Regions from separate parts of the Homo sapiens genome. Here region 1 is linked to region 2. Evidence: read pairs that join two places in POLR2A ChIA-PET (ENCODE). Cell type or tissue: PC-9. All regions are shown on one strand. Links, peaks and the distances in the headings refer to the core of each region. The heading gives the core; the rest is flanking DNA. Region 1 has its middle 52 kb from the start of TINAG-AS1. Region 2 has its middle 120 kb from the start of TINAG-AS1.

What was found. ChIA-PET counts read pairs that join two places held together with the same protein. Peaks named below come from ENCODE experiments on the same cell type or tissue, not always from the same donor. Only the 100,000 strongest peaks of a DNase experiment are listed, where the experiment ranks them.
Region 1: POLR2A ChIA-PET joins it to region 2 with 6 read pairs; 1 of 35 experiments calls an interaction of 5 or more read pairs at or near these places.

The regions. Positions count from the first base shown.
Region 1 is chr6:54,417,921-54,422,320 of GRCh38, reverse strand. No RefSeq gene overlaps it. Among named protein-coding and RNA genes, the nearest start is that of TINAG-AS1, 52 kb to the right of the region's middle. In PC-9, for the core only: no CTCF peak of the experiment used is centred there; a DNase peak (open chromatin) is centred at 2,290; H3K27ac peaks cover 1,347 bases.
Region 2 is chr6:54,489,704-54,494,103 of GRCh38, reverse strand. No RefSeq gene overlaps it. Among named protein-coding and RNA genes, the nearest start is that of TINAG-AS1, 120 kb to the right of the region's middle. In PC-9, for the core only: no CTCF peak of the experiment used is centred there; DNase peaks (open chromatin) are centred at 763 and 2,443; H3K27ac peaks cover 3,328 bases.

The sequences.
Region 1 (4,400 bases), core at 261-4,260, 72 kb after region 2:
TGGTTAAGTTTATTCCTAAGTATTTTATTCTTTTAGATGCTATTGTAAATGTGATTATTTTCTTAATTTCTTATTCAAATAGTTCCTAGTGAGTGTACAGAAAACAATTGATTTTTATATGTTAATTTTACATCCTGCAAATTTATTTATTAGTTCTAACAGTTCTTTGGTGGAATCTTTAGAATTTTCTATATATATAGTCTATGATCTAAATTTAAGATTATGTCATCTGCAAACAGAGATAAATTTACTTCTTTATTTTCTATTTGGATGCCTTGATTTATTTCTTTCTTGTGCCTAATTGCTCTGGCTAGGACTTCCAGTACAATGTTGAATAGAAGTGGTGAGAGTGGCCATCTTGTCTTTTTACTAATCTTAGAGGAAAAGCTTTGAGTTTTCAGTCATATTGGCCTGTACTTTTATTATTATTATTATTATTATTATTATTATTTTAGTGTCATTGCCTGGTTTTTGGCGTCAGGGTAATCCCATACTCTTAAAATGAGTTTGGAAGTGTTGCCTCATCAATTTTTTGAAAAAATTTGAGAGGGATTGACTTTAATTCTTCTTTAAACTTTTGATAGAATTTACTCATAAAGCCATCCAGTCCAGGCTTTTCTTTGATGGAAGATTATTTATTGCTGATCTAATTTCCTTACTGGTTATTGATCCCTTCAGATTTTATATTTCATCATGCTTCAGTCTTGGTAGGTTGTAAGTTTCTGTGAATTTATCTATAGTAAAATGTATTCCTATGGTGTAGCTGAACGTCATTAGGATAACAAGGTCTAAGACTTTAGAATTTAGAGACACCTCTGCACTTGTTTTCTACTTTAGTATCCTATTAAACAAAAAATATCAACCTCCCCAAACACCTCCAACTTTTGTGCTGGACTTTTGGATGTACAAGCTCTTAATTTTTCTTTGATATTTCTCTTTTTCTTCAAAATTATCAGACATTTCTGAATCTTTCTACTTTCCCCTCTTGCATTAGTGCCTTCTTGTCTGAATTCACCTCTCACTTCCTCCAGATAAATCAACAATTTATTTAATGTAGGATTCTAAGTCAAAATATTTTAGGCAAAATCTTCAAATAACTTCACACTTGAAGTTATTTAAACTTTAAGACCTGCATAACAGTGGTTTATTTAGTTTTTAAAATCCATTCTGAGAACCCAAAGGACAGAGGCTGAGAATGTTTCAATTTCAACCACCAGCTAGATGATGTGCTCCTATAAGATGGACCATTAACACTTCACGTCAAAGTCTATCCTGGGGAAAATCTTCTAAAGTAGGACTATTAAACTAGACCACTCAAAGAGCTATACTGACACCTGTATGAAAAAGCTATAGTTCTATAAATGCTAGGAATTTATATTTCTATAAGTTCAGCTGATCTAATTGAGATATATTACCTTAGGGTCTTAGGAGGCTTTAGCTAAAAAATTATTAAAAAATTGTTAAACAATAATAGCATATATATGCCATAAATAAAATTGATTTAACAATTTTATTAATTTCATAAATATTTACAGAAAACCTAGTGTATATAAGTCATTGTTTATGGTTCTGAGGGTACAGAATGATCAAGAAAGAAAATGTTTTTGATCTAAAAAAACTGACATTCTTGTGGGAGAAAAATTCAATAAAATAACAAAAAAATTTAGATTGTGATAAGGTCTAAGAAGGATATAAAAAATGGATAGTAATATAGACAGGAAGTAGACCTGAGAGTAAAGGGCTCTATGAAGAAAGTTATTGAGGAAGGCATCCCTTAGGAAGTAAACTTTAACTCAGACCTGATTAAATTTTAAACTTTGTGCCAGCATTTGGTTTAAACCAGAAAAGTTTTGGTAAAGAAAAGGTTTAGAAAAGGCAAAGTACATAAGTGAGCATAATAAAATTAAAAAAAATAAAAGTAATTTATAGGATACATTTGTGCTATGTTATAATGAAAGTTGAGAATGTGTTTTTTAAAGCAGACTTTATTATATTGGTAAGTATTCACTGGATATGATTGAAAGCTCTAGTGAGTAAGTTATTACAGGAAGATACACTCTGTGCACTCTAAAATGATAGAAGGAAGATAAAAAGCAGAAGTCTTATTAAAAATCACCTATCTATATTTTTACCCAGGATGACCCACATTTTCTGTTCAAATCACCGCCACAGAGGAAAATAGGATTTGTCATGCTGGATTAGATCATTGCTCTATTACATGTGCAATGCTGATTCCAGCATGAGTCAAATATTTGTTGCATCAGACGAAAGTAAAAGCTTCCAAAACAAGTTGTCATACTTGCCGTGCTTTCAACTGCAGTCAAAATTCCATGTAGAGCTATACTTCAATCATTGAGCTCCTATTTTAGATATAAGACTTTTTTTAAGAAGTTTAAGACACTATATTTTATAGAGGCCTCAATAAATGTGAAATATGGTCACATCTTCCAGCTTCAATTCTCCTGCTCTAAATGTTTCTCTTTATCTCCCATCTATATTCATTTTGTGCCATGGAAGACAGGGGAGAAAAAGAGGCAGTAAACAGCTATATAGTTCCATAGGACATGGTTGAAGCAACAACCATGTTCATCTTTTAGGCTGCTGCATAGAGATTTTCTTTCTGCTTCAAAGAAGCCTCAGGATGTTAGCTTTACTCTATTTTACAAAGGATACATTGTATGAATTGTTATGGTCCATTAACCTGCAGGAATAACTCATTGTAATGCTGTAGAACTTTTTCTAGCTAATCTGCATAAGAGTCAGTATAGACCCTACTCATATAAAAAGATGGTTAATTATGAATAGAATATTTTCATGCTGAATGCAGGGATTGTATTTTATATATCCATCCCAACCAGGCTTGCTTTATATTCCATATTCCCTTGCACATTGTAGGTGCTCAATAAATGATTAGCCTGTCAAATTTGTCTTCCTAATTAAAGAGTTTAGGCCATTTATATTTATTAGGATAACAAATATATTTTGTTTTGTTACATTGTGTTATGTTGTGCTTTCTATTTTTACTATGCTTTTTTATTCTTATTTTTCTTTTTCTATATTGATATTTCTTGTTACTTTTCCTTTTACAGGTTTTCAAATTATAAAATATATTACTATATTTTAGTGTTATCTTAAAATTTTAAACGTACATTTAACTTAACAAAATGTAAAGTTAGTCAACAGTCTTACCAATAGTGCAAGCAATATGTGGACAGTAGAATGCTTTAACTCTTGTCATCCATTCTCCATTATATCCTAATAACTAATATTTTAGATTTAACTTTTTTAGTCTTAACTCCAGAAATTAGGAACAATTACTAATTTATACAGTCAATAATTATTTACATTTATCCACAAAGATTCCAGCTTTTGTTAACCATTCCTTTTTCAATTTTAGGCCTTCCTTCTGGGATTATTTTTATTCTTCCTGAGGTACATCCTTTGGCATTTCCTTTAGTGTGCATATGTAGGTGACAAAGTCATTTTTATTTGTCTGAAAATATCTTTATTCTACTTCTATTTTAACTGTAGTTTCATTTGTTATAGAACTCTAGTATTTCTAGATTATAAGTGTTTTTTGCTCAAGGTTTGAAGTTATCATTTCATAACTTCACTATTTTTTGGCTTCTAATACTTTAAAGAGGTATCTTTTAAAAAGATATCTCTTCCATCACTCTAATTTCTTTTCCTTTGTAGATAGCCTGCCTTTTCTCTCTGCAGCCAGATATTATTTCCTCCACATCTCTCTATTTGCTTCTTCTGGAATTTAGATTAAATAGTCACCAAAATTTGTCATTCTATTATCCATGTGATTTGCCCGTTTTGATATTTCCCATCTGTTTTCCTAACTTTTCTGGATTTCTTTTTAGATATTTTATGCAATTTAGGCCAGGCACAGTGGCTCATGCCTGTAATCCTAGCACTTTGGGAGGCGGAGACAGGTGGATCATGAGGTCAGCAGTTCAAGACCAGCCTGACCAACATGGTGAAACCCCGTCAGTACTAAAAATACAAAAATTAGCCAGGCATGGTGGCACGTGCCTGTAATCCCAGCTACTCAGGAGGCTGAGGCAGGAGAATCGCTTGAACTCAGGGGGTGGAGGTTGCAGTGTGCCAAGACTGTGCCATTGCACTCCAGCCTGGGCAACAGAGCGGGACTGTCTCAAAAAAAAAAAAAAAAAAAAAAAAAATATATATATATATATATATATATATATATATATATTTATTTTATCCAATTTATTAATACCTTCAATTGTGTCTAACTCTCTATTTAACTTATACACTATTCTCTATTATATCATAATTACACACTTAATATTTTAACTATTTTTCAAAATTAGGGTAATTTTGACAACTTCATATTTGTATCATATATTCAATATTAACCTTTATTTGGG
Region 2 (4,400 bases), core at 319-4,318:
GGTGTACTATAATTGTACTAAATGTTAACATTAGGGAAGTCTGGTGAAGGGTGTTGGGATCCCCTTGTATGTTTCTTTATACCTTTGTGAAAATCTGTGTAATTATTTCAAAATAAGATGTTTAAGAAATAAGTAGGCTGAGCACAGTGGCTCACACCTGTTTTCCCAGCACTTTGGGAGGCCTAGGAGGGCGGATCACGAGGTCAGGAGATCGAGACCATCCTGGCCAAAATGGTGAAACTCGTCTCTACTAAAAATACAAAAACTATCTGTGTGGCGCCTGTAAACTCAGCTGGGTGTGGTGGCGCCTATAATCTCAGCTACTTGGGAGGCTGAGGCAGGAGAATCGCTTGAACCCGGGAGGTGGAGATTGCAGTGAGCCAAGATCGTGGCACTGCACTCCAGCCTGGTGACAGAGCAAGACTGTCTCAAAAAAAAGAAAAAAAAAGAAAAGAAAAGAAAAGAAAAGAAAAAAAAGTTACTGAAATATAAATCCCCCCACATGTCCTACAAAATCAACAAGGAGCATTAATAGTCACTTACATTTACAATTCCATTAGGAGAAAATATAATATTACAAATTTCCATTTCCATTTGAAATTTGTTATACCAGAAACTCAAAAGCAGCAGAGCCAGCTCAGGAGCCCATTCCAAAGCAAAAATTTAGAAGGAAACTACACAATAAAGATGAGAATGCAGCAAAGATCTAGCAGTGGTGAGCTAAAGTCACACTCAGAGAGTTCCACAGTGATTGGGGAAAACACTGAGTCATTGTGAATCAGAATTGTCTGCTAGGAAATCAAAGGATAGGAGCTTGCATATGCAAGAGTAGAGAAACAGTCTTGGAAAGGCATCACCTCTGAGGAGAGAGGGAAGTTATAAAGTGGAGGCATCATGGAAATGAGAAAGAAAAAAATCAAATGGCAGAAATTAAGGATCCTAATGAAACAGAAGAGTGTCATGGTATTAAAACACTGTCTCTCAAATCAAAGGTACTATCTTTTACTGTACCTATAAAAACATCATTTTCTAGAAAAAGAAAATGTAGTAAGCCACACAAATAGCTCACACCTTTTCCACCCCATGCAGAAATGCCAGTTATTTCTGGTCCATAAAAAATAAAACTTTTTAAAAATAAGCATAAAACCACAGGAAAATCTATAAAATGTTCCTATTAAAACTATTGAAACATTGAGAAAACTTTTCAGCTGATTAAAATAATCTCTGCAAAAGCAACCATTAGGGCAAAGGTAGACTATAAAACAAAATATTGACATGATGAAATGTCATTAAAGAATTTTTACTAAAAAAATACCTAGAGTAAGAAGTTCACATGCTAAGAGTAGGAATGGACAGAAAATACAGATATAAGATATAAAAATAAATTTGAAGAAAAAGAAAAAGTAAAAGTCTAAAAATCTAAATATTAATATTAGAAGAATTTTATGAAAAAAATAGGGATAAAGAATTCCAAAGTGTTACTACAGAGGATATTTAAGCATTAAACAAGAAGGCTGCATAAAATGGCTAGACATGAAGCTAAATTAGGACTCAGTCTATGGAGAAAGCATTTTAGCTTGGACTGACTATAGTCATAGGGGTATGTATGCCCTAAACAGTCTGTGACCTTGCGGGAGGTAGAGATAGCAACTGTGGGACTTTGCATTGGAATACAATGCTGCTGTGGCACAGCAGAAAGCAACACTGGAAAAAACTCAGGTGGAACCTAGGGAAGGAGTATTCCGACCTGCTCTAGCCAGAGGGGAATCACCCATCCTAGCAGTCAGAACTTGAATTTGGGCAAGCCTCACCACAATGGGCAAAAGTACTCTGGGGTCTTAAATAAATCTGAAAGACAATCTAGGCCATAAGGATTGCAAATTCTAGGCAAGACCAAGTGTTGTGCTGGGCTTGGGGCCACTGGACTTGGGGAGGGCACACATGCCTAGTGAGACATGAGCCAAGGAAGCTAAGGGACTGCTTGCATGACTTGCTCCCAACCCCAGGCACTGCAGCTCCAAAAGAGACTTCTTCCTTCTGCTTGAGAAGAGAAGGAAGAGTAAATAGGAATTTTTCTTGAAAATTGGATACTAGCTCAACCACAGTAGGGCAGGGAAGGAGGGAGAGTCATGAGGCCCCTATTTCAGGCCCTAGCTCCTGGATGACATTTCTGGACAGACCTTGGGACAGCAGAGAACCTGTTTCCTTAAAGGGAAGGACCAAGTCCTAGCTAAATGACGAGTTAATGGGTGCAGCACACCAACATGGCACATGTATACATGTGTAACAAACCTGCACGTTGTGCACATGTACCCTAAAACTTAAAGTATAATAATAATAAAATTTAAAAAAAAAGAAAGATTTATCACCTGCTGACTAAAGAGCCCTTAGGCTCTAAATATTCTGCAGGAGTAAGCCGGTAGTACATACTGTGGGCCTTGGATGAAACTCTGAGTCATGCTGGCTTCAGGTATGACCCAGCACAGTCCCAGCTGTGACAGCTACAGAGAAAGTTCCCTTCTGCTTGAGAAAAGCAGAGAGAAGAATAAAGGAGACTTTGTTCTGCAGCAGAGGTACCAGCTTTGTCACAGTGAGGAAGAGCACCAAGCAGGCCCCTGAGGTCCCTGACTCTTCCCTTGGCTCTTACAGCGTTTCTGGGACTACCTTGGGCCAGAGAGACGCCTGCTATCCTGAAAAGTGAGTCCCAGGCATGGCAGCATTTACACAAGTTGACTGAAGAGATCTTGAGCCCTAAGTGAACATCAGTGGTACCCTGGCAGTACTCCCCATGGGCCTGTAGTGGTGGCAGACGTGGGGAGAGACTCCTCTGCCTGGGGAAAAGGAAGGGAAGAGTGGGAAGGACTTTGTCTCATGGCTTGGGTGCCATCTCAGCCACAGTAAAATAGATCACCAGGTAGATTGATATGGTTTCTGATTCCTTGTCCTGTTTCCTGGACAGCGTCACTGGACTCACCTGGGACCAGGGGAACTTGCCACCCTGAAGAGGAAAACACAAGCCTAGCTGGCTTCACTCCCTGCTGATTATAGAGCCCTAGGGCCTTGAGTAAACATAAGTGCTAGCCAGGTAGTAGTTACAGTGGGCCTTGGGCAAAACCCAGTGCTGTGCTAGCTTCAGGTCTGACCCAGTGTAGTTCCAGTATTGGTGGCCACAAGGGTGCTTGTGTCACCCTTCCCCCAGCTCCAGGCAGCTCTGCATGGACAGAGAGACTCCATTGTTTGAGCAAAAGTAAAGGAAGAAAACAAGAATCTCTGCCTGGTAATCCAGAGAATTCTTCCAGATCTTATCTAAGACCACCAAGGCAGTACCTCTGTGAGTCTGCAAGAACCATAGCATTATTGGGCTTGGGGTACCCTCTAATTCAGATACAGCTACAGTAACCAAAGCATAGATGGAAACACTTAAGTCTCTTCAAATACCTGAAAAGTCTTCCCAAGAAGTGCAAGTACAAACAAACCTAGACTATGAAGACTATAATAAATACCTCACTCTTCAATGCTCAGACACCAATGAACATCCACAAGCATCAAGAGTATCCTGGAAAACATGACCTCACCTAAGGCACCAGGGACAAATAGAGAGACAGACATGTGACCTTTCAAACAGAGAATTCAAAATAGTTGTTTAGAGGAAACAAAGAAATTCAAGATAACACACAGAAGAAATTCAGGATATTATCAGGTAAATTTAGCAAAGAAATTGAAATAATTAAGCAGAATCCAGTAGAAATTCTGGAGCTGAAAATATAACTGACATACTAAAAATGCATTAGAGTCTCTTAGTAGCAGAACTGATCAAGCAGAAGAATTAGTGAGCCTGAAGACAAGCTATCTGAAAATACACAGTCAGAGGAGACAAAAGAAAAAAGAAAAAAGAAAAAAGAATGTGGCACATCTAAGGTCTAGAAAATAGCCCCCAAAAGGCAAATCTAAGAGTTATTGACCTTAAAGAAGAGGCAGAGAGAGAGAGAGAGAGTGCTAGGGGTAGAAAGTTTATTCAAAGGAATAATAGAGAACTTCTCAAACCTAGAGAAAGATATCAATACTCAAATACAAGATTATAGAGCACCAAGCATATTTAACCCAAAGACCACTACCTTAAGCCATTTAATAATCAAACCCCCAAAAGTCAAGGATAAAGGATTCTAAAAGTAGCAAAGGAAAGGAACAAATTACAAACAATAAAGCTCCAATATGTCTGGCAGCAGACTTTTCAGTGGAAACCTTATAGACCAGGAGAGAGTAGGATGACATATTTAAATTGCTGACAGAAAAAACAAACAAAAAAACTTCTACCCGAGAATAGTATATCCAGTGACAATACACTTAAAACATGAAGAATAGACAAAGAACATTATTACATAATGATAAAGGAATCAATT